Linked DNA regions of Homo sapiens: region 1 is linked to region 2. A link is a contact called in ENCODE Hi-C or POLR2A ChIA-PET data. All regions are on one chromosome and are shown on one strand. The core of a region is the stretch at or near the end of the contact, and the rest is flanking DNA. Distances in the headings are between cores, read along the strand shown. Region 1 overlaps CCDC12 (coiled-coil domain containing 12). Region 2 has its middle 37 kb from the start of PTH1R.

Region 1 (4,563 bases), core at 1,813-4,312, 46 kb after region 2:
AAGATTGATTCCAGGGCACAGGGCAACAGGGCTAACTGTAGTATCTAGTACTCGAAGGCAGTAGCAGTTTCCTCATTGAGCCATTTTCCATTTTTCTTATGAAATGTTGGGCTTCTTTCAGGCTGTGTACCTCTAAGGCTGGCTCTCTTTCTTTTTAATTATTTTTTTTTTCTTTTACTCCTGGTAAGCTGTAAGTGGCTCGATTTCTAAAACAACAAGCACTTTGTATTCTTCTACAATCAGCCAGAATGGATTTCTGTTGTTTGCAAATAAGTGCCTTGGCTACACATGGCCATTTATAGCAATAACCTAACAACGAAGTGTGTGGCAGGCCAGGTCTCACTAACGCAGGCCTCCGTTACGTTTCAGTACTGACTGAGTAGCTAGGTTAAATATTAAAAGCTAGCCAGGGCGGCGGTGGCTCATGCCTGTAATCCCAGCACTTCAGGAGGCCAAGGTGGGTGGATCACCTGAAGTCAGGAGTTCGAGACCAGGCTGGCCAACATGATGAAACACTGTCTCTACTAAAAATACAAAAAATTAGCCGAGCATGGTGGCAGGCGCCTGTAATCCCAGCTTCTCGGGAGGCTGAGGCAGGAGAATCACTTAAACCCAGGTGGAGGAGGTTGCAGTGAGCTGAGATCGTGCCACTGCACTCCAGCCTGGCCAACAGAGCGAGACTCCATCTCAAAAATAAAAAAATAAATACACACACACACACACACACACACACACACACACACATATATATGTAAAGCTAATAGAACCAGTGCCCTTACACAAAGGCTAGAATGTAACAAAAGCCCACCAAGAGTTTGGCCTAGGCCTTTCCTGAGCCTTGAAGCACGACAAGATAACGAAGAATTCTTAACAGGATCTGTTTAGGATTAAATAAGTTTTATTGGCGGTCTGAAGAAACTCCCCAGGCCTCCACAAACAAGTTTATTGGGAGACTAAAAGGAACGCCCCAAACCTCCATGATTTAGCAGGAGACAAGATAAGGGTAATCACCCCAGCACCTGGACCCATTATATTAAGTAAACTTACTGAGGGTCCAGAGGAAGGTCTTCAGGACTCAGATCTTAGTTATAGACTAGAAGAAGTTAATCATTTAAGTCTTTAGATGAATGCACATTTACACATAGATGTATAGCTTAGAAGATATACAAGCTCTGGAAAACTTTGTAATTTTGAATTGGTCTGGTGATAATTTCCAGGCCTTCTCCCTGTAACCAGCTGCAGAAATAAAAAAAACTCCCTTCTCTCCCAGTTCATCTGCATCTCGTTATTGGGCCAAGGGAATAAGCAGCCCGACCCTCGGTTTGGTTCTGGAACAAACGCATCCAGCACTTTATAGAGCTCAAAGTTGCGTTACATTCCATTGTTCATCCAATCCCCAACGAGAACCCAAGATAAGGGCAGGGCAAAGGTTGTGATGCCCACTCCGCGAAAGGAGGAGCTGAGACTCGGGATGTTTGTTAAGTGTTCTATGAGCTTGGTCCCAGCATCCTCCCCAACTCTCCTGACCACCACAAAGGCCAGTCACTGATGTAAGCCAAGGCCCTTACCTGAGCTAGGAGCCATCTCTCCATTCCCTCCATGCCAACACACAGCTGAGCATGAAATATACCAGACCCCAGCATCAGGCACCCCAGTATGAAATGCAAAATTCTTTACAAGTCAATTTCCAGGCAAGTCAGAGGTTTACACAGCAACAAAATGTGCTGAAGCTCCTAGACTAGAAGCTATTTTAACCTCTGGTCAGCTGCTTCTTGGAGTGTCACAATCTGAGAAGTAAAGGTAAGACAGCTGTCTGCTCTCTGGTGTGATCTACAAGTGATAAAAATCCTAATTAAACCAAATTTAAACAAGTCAGAACTGGCACATTTTTTTGTGGGGGGAAATACTGCTTCACAAGGTCTTATCCCCACCTACACACACTTCCTTTAGCTACAAAGCGTTTTTAAAAATCCACATGCTCAGCATATGGAAAGGTTGAGAAAGCAGAACCACATGAGGAGTCAATACCCAGCACTAACAACTGTGTACTGTGGTACTCTGGGCCAGTTTAGCTTCTCAGAGCTGCAGTTTCTTCAACTGCTAGATGGCATGACTTAAGGGTACGCATGTGAGTGACAGCCCTACACTGTGGCTGGCACAGAGTACGTCCTCAGTCAGTAGGCGCCAACCACAGTGATGATGATGGTGGAGCCTGAGACTCTCACCTGTGTCTTCGGGGTGAGGCCCTCTCATCCCGTGACAAAGGGGTCACATAACAGATCCCCACATTCATGCCTTGTTCCTTCCCTCAGTTCACCCAGAGCAGCCATCAGTGTCACCCGGAGGAAGCCCCAGCCCTTGCCCTCGAGCTACCACAGTTGAGAAGAGCAGACCCTACACGTGTGCAGAGAATATGAATCCAAGTCAGAAAACGCTAGCCAGTGTGGGGGGACAGGGAGGTGGCAAGGAAGAAGGGCCTTCCACAGATCATCTTCCCAAATTCAGACCACCTCCATGCCTGCCTGTTCTGCTCCTGCCCCTCCTCTGCCTAAAATCCCTCCACCTCTTTCACACCTGGAAACAGCTATCACTCTCCATGCCATCCACTCAATCCCTCAAGTGTTTTCTCAGCACCTCTACCAGCTCAGGCTCTGTCTTGTGAGTTATGCAGCCTGGGACAAAGCCCAAATGGGGACACTACTCATAAGCCAACCAATGAGATAAAGCAGGGTATGTATATCGATACTGGGTTGAGCGCTCTCCTCCACGCGACATGCATGCAAGTGTTGTCCCCCATCCCCTGTCCATGCCCTCCCTCCAAGACACTGACAGCTCTCCTCTGCCCCTCCTCCGTGGATGGCAGTATACAGTATTATACCTGGGGGTACACAGATCAGCCTTCCCACAGGGCCCCAGCCTGACCGTGCTTGAGGCAAGGGCCAGCCTCACTGACCCCATTTCCCACCCAGGCTCTGTGCACAGAGAGGCCTCAACAATAACACTTGTAACAGCCAGATGTGGAAACTGACTCCTCACCCCAGACACAGCCCAGCATTCACTCTCACTTCCTACATAGATGGAAGCTGCCTGAGTCATGGACTCCTGGGCCCAGGACAGGAAAGTCCTGCTTTAACCAGATGATGTCAAACACAGGTGCTTTTTCTTCAGGATTCAAATTACCCTGCAAGAAATCTAGTGGTGCCCTGCCCTGAAAACAATGGGAGGGGGGCTGTCCTTGAAAGGACAAATGTTTTCTGCTCCAGCCACTCACATTTTCTCTAGACAGAGCAGCTCTTTAGAGCCCTGAATCAAAACAGCCCAGGAGTGTGGATGTTACTGCCACAGGGCACCGTTGCCGAAGCAACTGTTTTTCCTCTTGGAATTCTTTCAAGGATACAAGCTGTTGCTTCCCTCCAAAACAAAACCAGGGAGAAGCCAGGGCCCCAGAATTTAAGGGAAAGCTCCGAAGGAAGGAAGAGGGCCAGGCATGACTGAGCCTTATCAAGCTCGCTATGGGGTCTCCCAGATCTCCGAACAACTGGCTTAGAAACAGCAAGTCCGTCTCAGCTGCTGAAGGTGTATGTGTAGGGAAAGGCAAATTGTGGGTATGGAGGTATAAAGGTGGTGCTGCTTATGTGTGTTTTGAGGTGTGTATGAGATATGTATTGGTGTAAAGGGGTTGGGGTTTGTAGGTGTGGGTTGGGGGCATGTGGAGGGGTGCTGTGGAGTGTTGGAGGTGTGCAGGGAATGGGAGGGTGTGGGGAGAAGGGAGGTACTATTGTGGGGGGAAGTGTGTGGGGTAGGGCCTGGGGTGTGTGGTGGTGTTGTGAGGTTAAGGGAGTGTAAGGAGGTGGGATGCACTGTAGGCAGGGGGCTGGGTGTGGAGAGTACATGCTGTATGTGCATGTGTATATGCGCTGGAGGTGGGTTGGAGGTATGTGGGATAGGTTACAGAAAATATTCCAAGATGATATATGAGACATCTTCTCCAGAAACAAAAATATGAATTGCATTTCATTTCTGTATTACAATTCTTAGTGCTACAGAATCACATGCTGCTCCCAATGTCTGCAGGGTCAATGGAAGAGCCAAAAACCATTTAAAACATACAGCCCCAGTTTGAAACAACTGACCCTGAAGCAACTATCGGAGGTAACACATATTTCTAGTCAGAACACCCCTGGCTCGGTAGGTCCAGAGTATGGACAGAGTCTGGCTAGCAGGTCAGGAGGCCAGCACTGGAGGGCCTGGCTCAGCAGGTCCTTGTCTTCCCTGGGAGTCCATGTTGTCTTTTCTCTAGTGCACAAAGCCTAAGGGGCTCAGAGTCACAGGACGCAGCATACCCACTACAGTGCCATGGGGCACCCAGGAAATGTCTGAATGTTTTGTTAAAATAAGTTTAAGAGTTGTCTCTGCCTACAAGGAACTGCCTGTCCACTGAAGGGGTGGCATGAATTGGGACTTAGAAGCATGAAAAAACAAATATATTTTAGCAGCTACCACTGCTACTACTACTACTACTATATGTACAATGACAATTATCAGGATGTTATGGAAGGTTAA
Region 2 (5,018 bases), core at 377-2,876:
AAAAAGATATTGTGATCTTTACTGGTATATCCGTAATGGCTCGTAATGTTGAACATCTTTACCATCTGTATATCCTCTTCAGTGAAATATTTCTTTATGTCTTTTGCCCACTTTCTAATTGTTTTTTTGTTTGTTTTGTTTTGTCTTACCGTTGAGTTTGGGAGTTCTTTATGTATTCTTGATATAAGTCCTTCTTTATTTGATTTGCAAATATTTTGTTTGTAGCTTTTCATTCTCTTAACAGGGTCTTCGTTGGAGCAAAAACTTTTAAGTCAAATTTATCAATTTTTTTCTTTATGGATTGTGCTTTTGATCTCAGGTCCAAGAACTCTTGACTGAGCTGTAGGTCCTGAAGGTTTTCTCGTTTACTTCTAAAATTGCATAGTTTTACATTTTACATTTAAGTCCACAGTACAGTTTGAGTTAATTTTGTATAAGATCTGAGGTTCAGGCTTGGGTTTTTTTGTTTGCTTTTTTGCCTATGAATTTCCCTTTGCTCCAGCACCATTTGTTGAAGACTGTCCTTCCTCCAATCAATTTGTTTTGCACCTTTGTCAAAAATCAGTTGGTCAGCCTGGGCAACAAGGCGAAACCCCATCTCTACCGAAAATACAAAAAGTAGCCAGGTGTGATGGTACACACCTGTAGTCCCAGCTACTCAGGAGGCTGAGGTGGGAGGATCGCTTGAGTCCGGGAGGTTGAGGCTGCAGAGAGCTGAGATCTCCCCACTGCACTCCAACCTGGGTAGAGTAGAGCAAGACCCTGTGCCCTGTGTCTCAAACAAACAAACAAACAAAAAAAAAAAAGTTGGCTGTGCTTGTGTATTGTCTTGTTGATCTGCCTCTTTTTCCACCAACACCACAATCTTGACTGCTATTACTGTAAAGTAAGCCCACAATAGGTAGTGAAATGAGTAGTATTCCTTACGCTTTTTTCTTCTAGTTAAAAATTGTTCAGCTATTCCAGTTCCTTTGCCTTTCCATATACATTTTAGAATAATCTTTATATCCAGAAAAAAAATAACTGGGCTTTTGGTAATAGTTACATTAAACCTATCAATACTCCATTGAAACACCTGGGCTTGGAGGTTTTTCAAGGCTTTAAAATAATAAATTCAATTTCCTTAATAGTTATAGAGCTATTTAAATTATCTATTTCATCTTGGCTGAGGTGTGGTATTTGTGCTTTTCAAAAAACTGGCCCCTTTGAACAACCTGTGGAATTGATGTGGGTACAGTTATTGACAGTGTCCTCTTCCTGTCCTTCTGATGTCTGTGGAGTATGATGCCCTTATTTCATTGCTGATATTCGTAATTTGACTTCTCTTTTCTGTCAGTCTTCCTAGAGGCTCATCAATGGTATCCGTCTTTCCAGCGTTTGCCAGTCTCTTTGCACACCACTCTTCCCTGCACCCTGTAGCTCACTGCTGGCTGCATTCCCAGGATCTTCTACCTTCCTCAGACAGTCTCAATTCATTGGCAAAGTGCCCAGCTTAAAACACCCATATCCGGTGCCTTCACGGCTGCTGACACAGTCATGGCCAATGCGAAGTGAAGACAGGTCTGTGGACAGGGTTGGAGCCAGGGTTTCCTCAGCTGGCCTGCCCTTCGCCCTTCTCCTCCTAACGGTACCTCGAATCTGTGATGGGGCAGAAGCTCCCATGAGGAGATGAGGATGGCAACTGGGGAGACAGAAGGGACTCACATCCCTGGTGGCCTCAGGGAGCCATGGTACCACCTTGGACTTAACACAAGACAATAAAACCCCTTCTTGCTTAAGCCCAGTCGTGGGTGACTGCCAAACAGTCCCGATTCCCATATCCACTCCCCGCTCCCGGACTGGTTTTTGCTCAGCATCCCATCCTTTAGTTCTTTCAGCAAAGATCAGTACATGGTAAACACTTAGTGTCATAAGCTTGGAAACGTCTGTCATGCCCCTACTTATGGTAACTGAGCAGACTTGACATTTGTTTCCTGAGCACTTAGGAAAACTGTCTTCTGGTATCTATTGTTGATGAAAAGCGAAACTAATTCCTTTGTAGGTAATCTCTTAAAATTTTTACATGTAGCCTGTTGTTATTTTTTCCCTTTAGCTTCGATGTTCTCATCTAGAACACTGGAGTCAAACTGCAGATGTAGTAAAACTGCTCTTAAAAAAAAAGAAAAAATAGGCTGGGCACGGTGGCTCATGCCTATAATCTGAGCACTTTGGGAGGGTGAGGCGGGAGGATCGCTTGAGGTCAGTTTGAGACCAGCCTGGCCAAAATGGTGAAACCCTGTCTCTACTAAAAATATTTAAAAAATGGCGCGGGCTCACGCCTGTAATCCCAGCACTTTGGGAGGCCGAGGCGGGCGGATCACGAGGTCAAGAGATACAGACCATCCTGGGCAACATGATGAAACCCCCTCTCTACTAAAAATACAAAAATTAGCTGGGCATGGTGGCGTGTGCCCATAGTCCCAGCTACTCAGGAGTCTGAGGCAGGAGAATCTCTTGAACCCAGGAGGCGGAGGTTGCAGTGAGCCAAGACCGCACCACTGCACTCCAGCGTGCCGACAGAGCAAGACTTCATCACAAAAAAAAAAAAAAAATTAGGCACGGTAGCACACAGCCACAGTCCCAGCTACTTGAGAGGCTGAGGTTGGAGAGCTGCTTGAGCCCGGGAGGCGAAGGTTGCAGTGAGCTGAGATCGTGCCACTGCACTCCAGCCTGGGTGACAGAGAATCCATCTCTAAATAAAGATAGATAGATGATAGATAGATAGATAGATAGATAGATAGATAGATAGATAGATAGATAGAAAAAAAAATAAGCCTGTGTGTTGAAATACAGCATATACAGCAAGTTGTATAAAAATAAATACATATAGAGAATAAATTCCCATCACTCAAGCCAAGAAAAACACTTTGCCATTATCTCAAAGGGCCCCACTCCAGAGCTAACTACAAGCCTGAAGTTGACGATCACCACCTTGCTCTTCTGCCCTGGCCTTACCACCTGCGTGTGTCCTTACATTGTCTCACTCCGCCTGTTTGGAACGTCACACAAATGGCTCATACTCTATTTCTTCCGTGACTTGCTTCTTTCAACATCTATCCATTTGTTGCACATGACTGTAGCTCTTCTCACAGCTATGGAACATCACACTTTCAGAATGACAACTTATTATTACCACATTCTGGCTTTGATTTAGTGTGTGTGTGCACACATGTGCCCGTGCTATTACAAACAATGCTTCTACAAGCATTTCTGTCCCTGTCTCCTGGTGTACATGTGCAAGTTTTCTAGTGCACTAAGAGCGCAACTGATGGGTCCCAGCGTGCACATGTTCAACTTTCCCAACGTGGTTACACATTTCACACTCTTATGGCTGTGGGTGAGAGGTCCCACTGCTCCACAGTACAGTGGTGTAGCTAATGACACTTCTGAAAGTCTCCCTTGCCTGGCCTCACTCCTGCCACCTCCACTTTCTTTTGTTGATCCTGTGCTTGATAGAGCTTTTCTAGTCCCATTAATCTTTGTTTCTATTAATTTATGAGGCAGGGTCTCACTCTGTCGCTCAGAACTCCCAGGCTCACATGATCTCCCACCTCAGCCTCCCAAGTAGCTGCGACTACAGGCAGGCACCACCCCGCCTGGCTAATTTTTTTATTTTTTATTTTTGTAGAAGACGGAGTTTCACCATTTTGCCCAGACTGGTCTTGAACTCCTGGGCTCAAGCAATCTGCCTGAGACTCGAGCAAATTCAGCCTTCTCAAGTGCTGGGATTACAGGCATGAGCCACTGCACCCAGTCGGCTTCAGGTTTTTTTAAACTCAGCAAACTGAGTTTAAAGGAAAAAAAAAAAGAAAGAAAAGCAGTCTAATACCTTGCTATTACTGATATATCTGGATTCAACTACTCAATCCACCTTTTCTCTCTGCTTTCTTTTGGATAGTTACTTTTTTCCCATTCTGGTTTTTTTTTTTTTTTTTCCTCTCTCATCTCCTCTGAAAGTGGTACACTCTGTTTCTACTCTTTTCAGGTTACCCCAGAAATGTCAAGAGGCCTGTTTCCTAGTCTTATCCCTCTTCCTAAGTGAGCGTCTTCAAGGACTGTAACCCCAACCACCTCCTACCTCTGAACTTACATACCATTGTTGTTATGTATTCTAAATAGCCCCTGCTTTACCCCACAACACATTTTTGTTTTACAAGGTCAGTGCTTATTTACATTTATACTTCCTTTCTCTGGACTTTCCATCTGGGATTGTGCCCCTCAGTCTGAAAATATCCTTTATGATTTTTTTAAAAGGAGAATGCTTATTTCATTTTTAAAAAACAACTTTATACATATACAGCCCACCCATTAAAGTGTACAATTCAATGGCTCTTGGCATATTCAGCATATTCACAGATTTGTGCAACCACAATCACTTTTAGAACATTTTCATTACCCCAAAATAGATTTTCATTTAGTGAGAGTCTGCTGGTGACAGAATCCCTGACTTCGTTGGTCTAAAAACATCTTAGGCCAGGTGCGGTGGCTCAGGCCTGTAATCCCAGCACTTTGGGAGGCCAAGGTGGGCAGATCACTTGAGTTCAGGAGTTCAAGATCAGCCTGGGCAAAATAGTGAGACCCCATCTCTGCAAAAAAACAAAAAACACGTCTCATATTTTCCCTGAGTATGCAATTCTAGGATGACAACTTTCTTTCATTCCTGTTTACACTGGTTATAGCTGAGATATCTGCTGCTATGTTGCTCCTCAAAAGGTAGTATGTCCTTTCTCTCTGATTTTAAGGTATTTTCTTGGTCTTTGTGCTCTTTAATGTTATTACAATGTGATTAGGTATGTGGTAGTTTTTAAATAAGTCCACAAATTCTTACACAGTCCTCCCTTCAGGAAGTGGAAGCTAATTCTTCTAAGTGTCGACTGGGCGTAGTGACTTGCTTCTAACAAACAGAATGTAGCAGAATATCACTTCCAAGCCCAGATCATAAGAAAGCCCCACAACGCTCCCTCCTGCCTTCTTTCTTA

What was found. A loop is a pair of places that touch in the nucleus more often than their neighbours do. ChIA-PET counts read pairs that join two places held with the same protein, here RNA polymerase II (POLR2A). Pooled maps may share reads with other maps.
Region 1: a pooled map shows a loop between it and region 2 (2.7-fold over the local background). The contact joins two enhancer-like sites. A Hi-C loop is called at or near these places in 6 of 168 maps with a recorded cell type or tissue (CD14-positive monocyte, CD8-positive, alpha-beta T cell, GM12878 and 3 more), 29 of 37 single-sample maps with no recorded cell type and 11 of 50 pooled maps. POLR2A ChIA-PET finds 5 or more read pairs at or near these places in 11 of 52 experiments (CD4-positive, alpha-beta T cell, CD4-positive, alpha-beta memory T cell, GM12878 and 8 more).

Annotation. Positions count from the first base shown.
Region 1 is chr3:46,957,254-46,961,816 of GRCh38, forward strand. The region is part of intron 1 of CCDC12 (coiled-coil domain containing 12); the gene reads right to left. Among named protein-coding and RNA genes, the nearest start is that of CCDC12, 17 kb to the right of the region's middle. RefSeq lists enhancers at 3,213-3,312, 3,360-3,861. Within about 2 kb of position 3,063, at least 17 of the 41 ENCODE cell types and tissues checked have a DNase peak (open chromatin) inside an H3K27ac peak, as active enhancers do.
Region 2 is chr3:46,912,330-46,917,347 of GRCh38, forward strand. No RefSeq gene overlaps it. Among named protein-coding and RNA genes, the nearest start is that of PTH1R, 37 kb to the left of the region's middle. Within about 2 kb of position 1,627, at least 2 of the 41 ENCODE cell types and tissues checked have a DNase peak (open chromatin) inside an H3K27ac peak, as active enhancers do.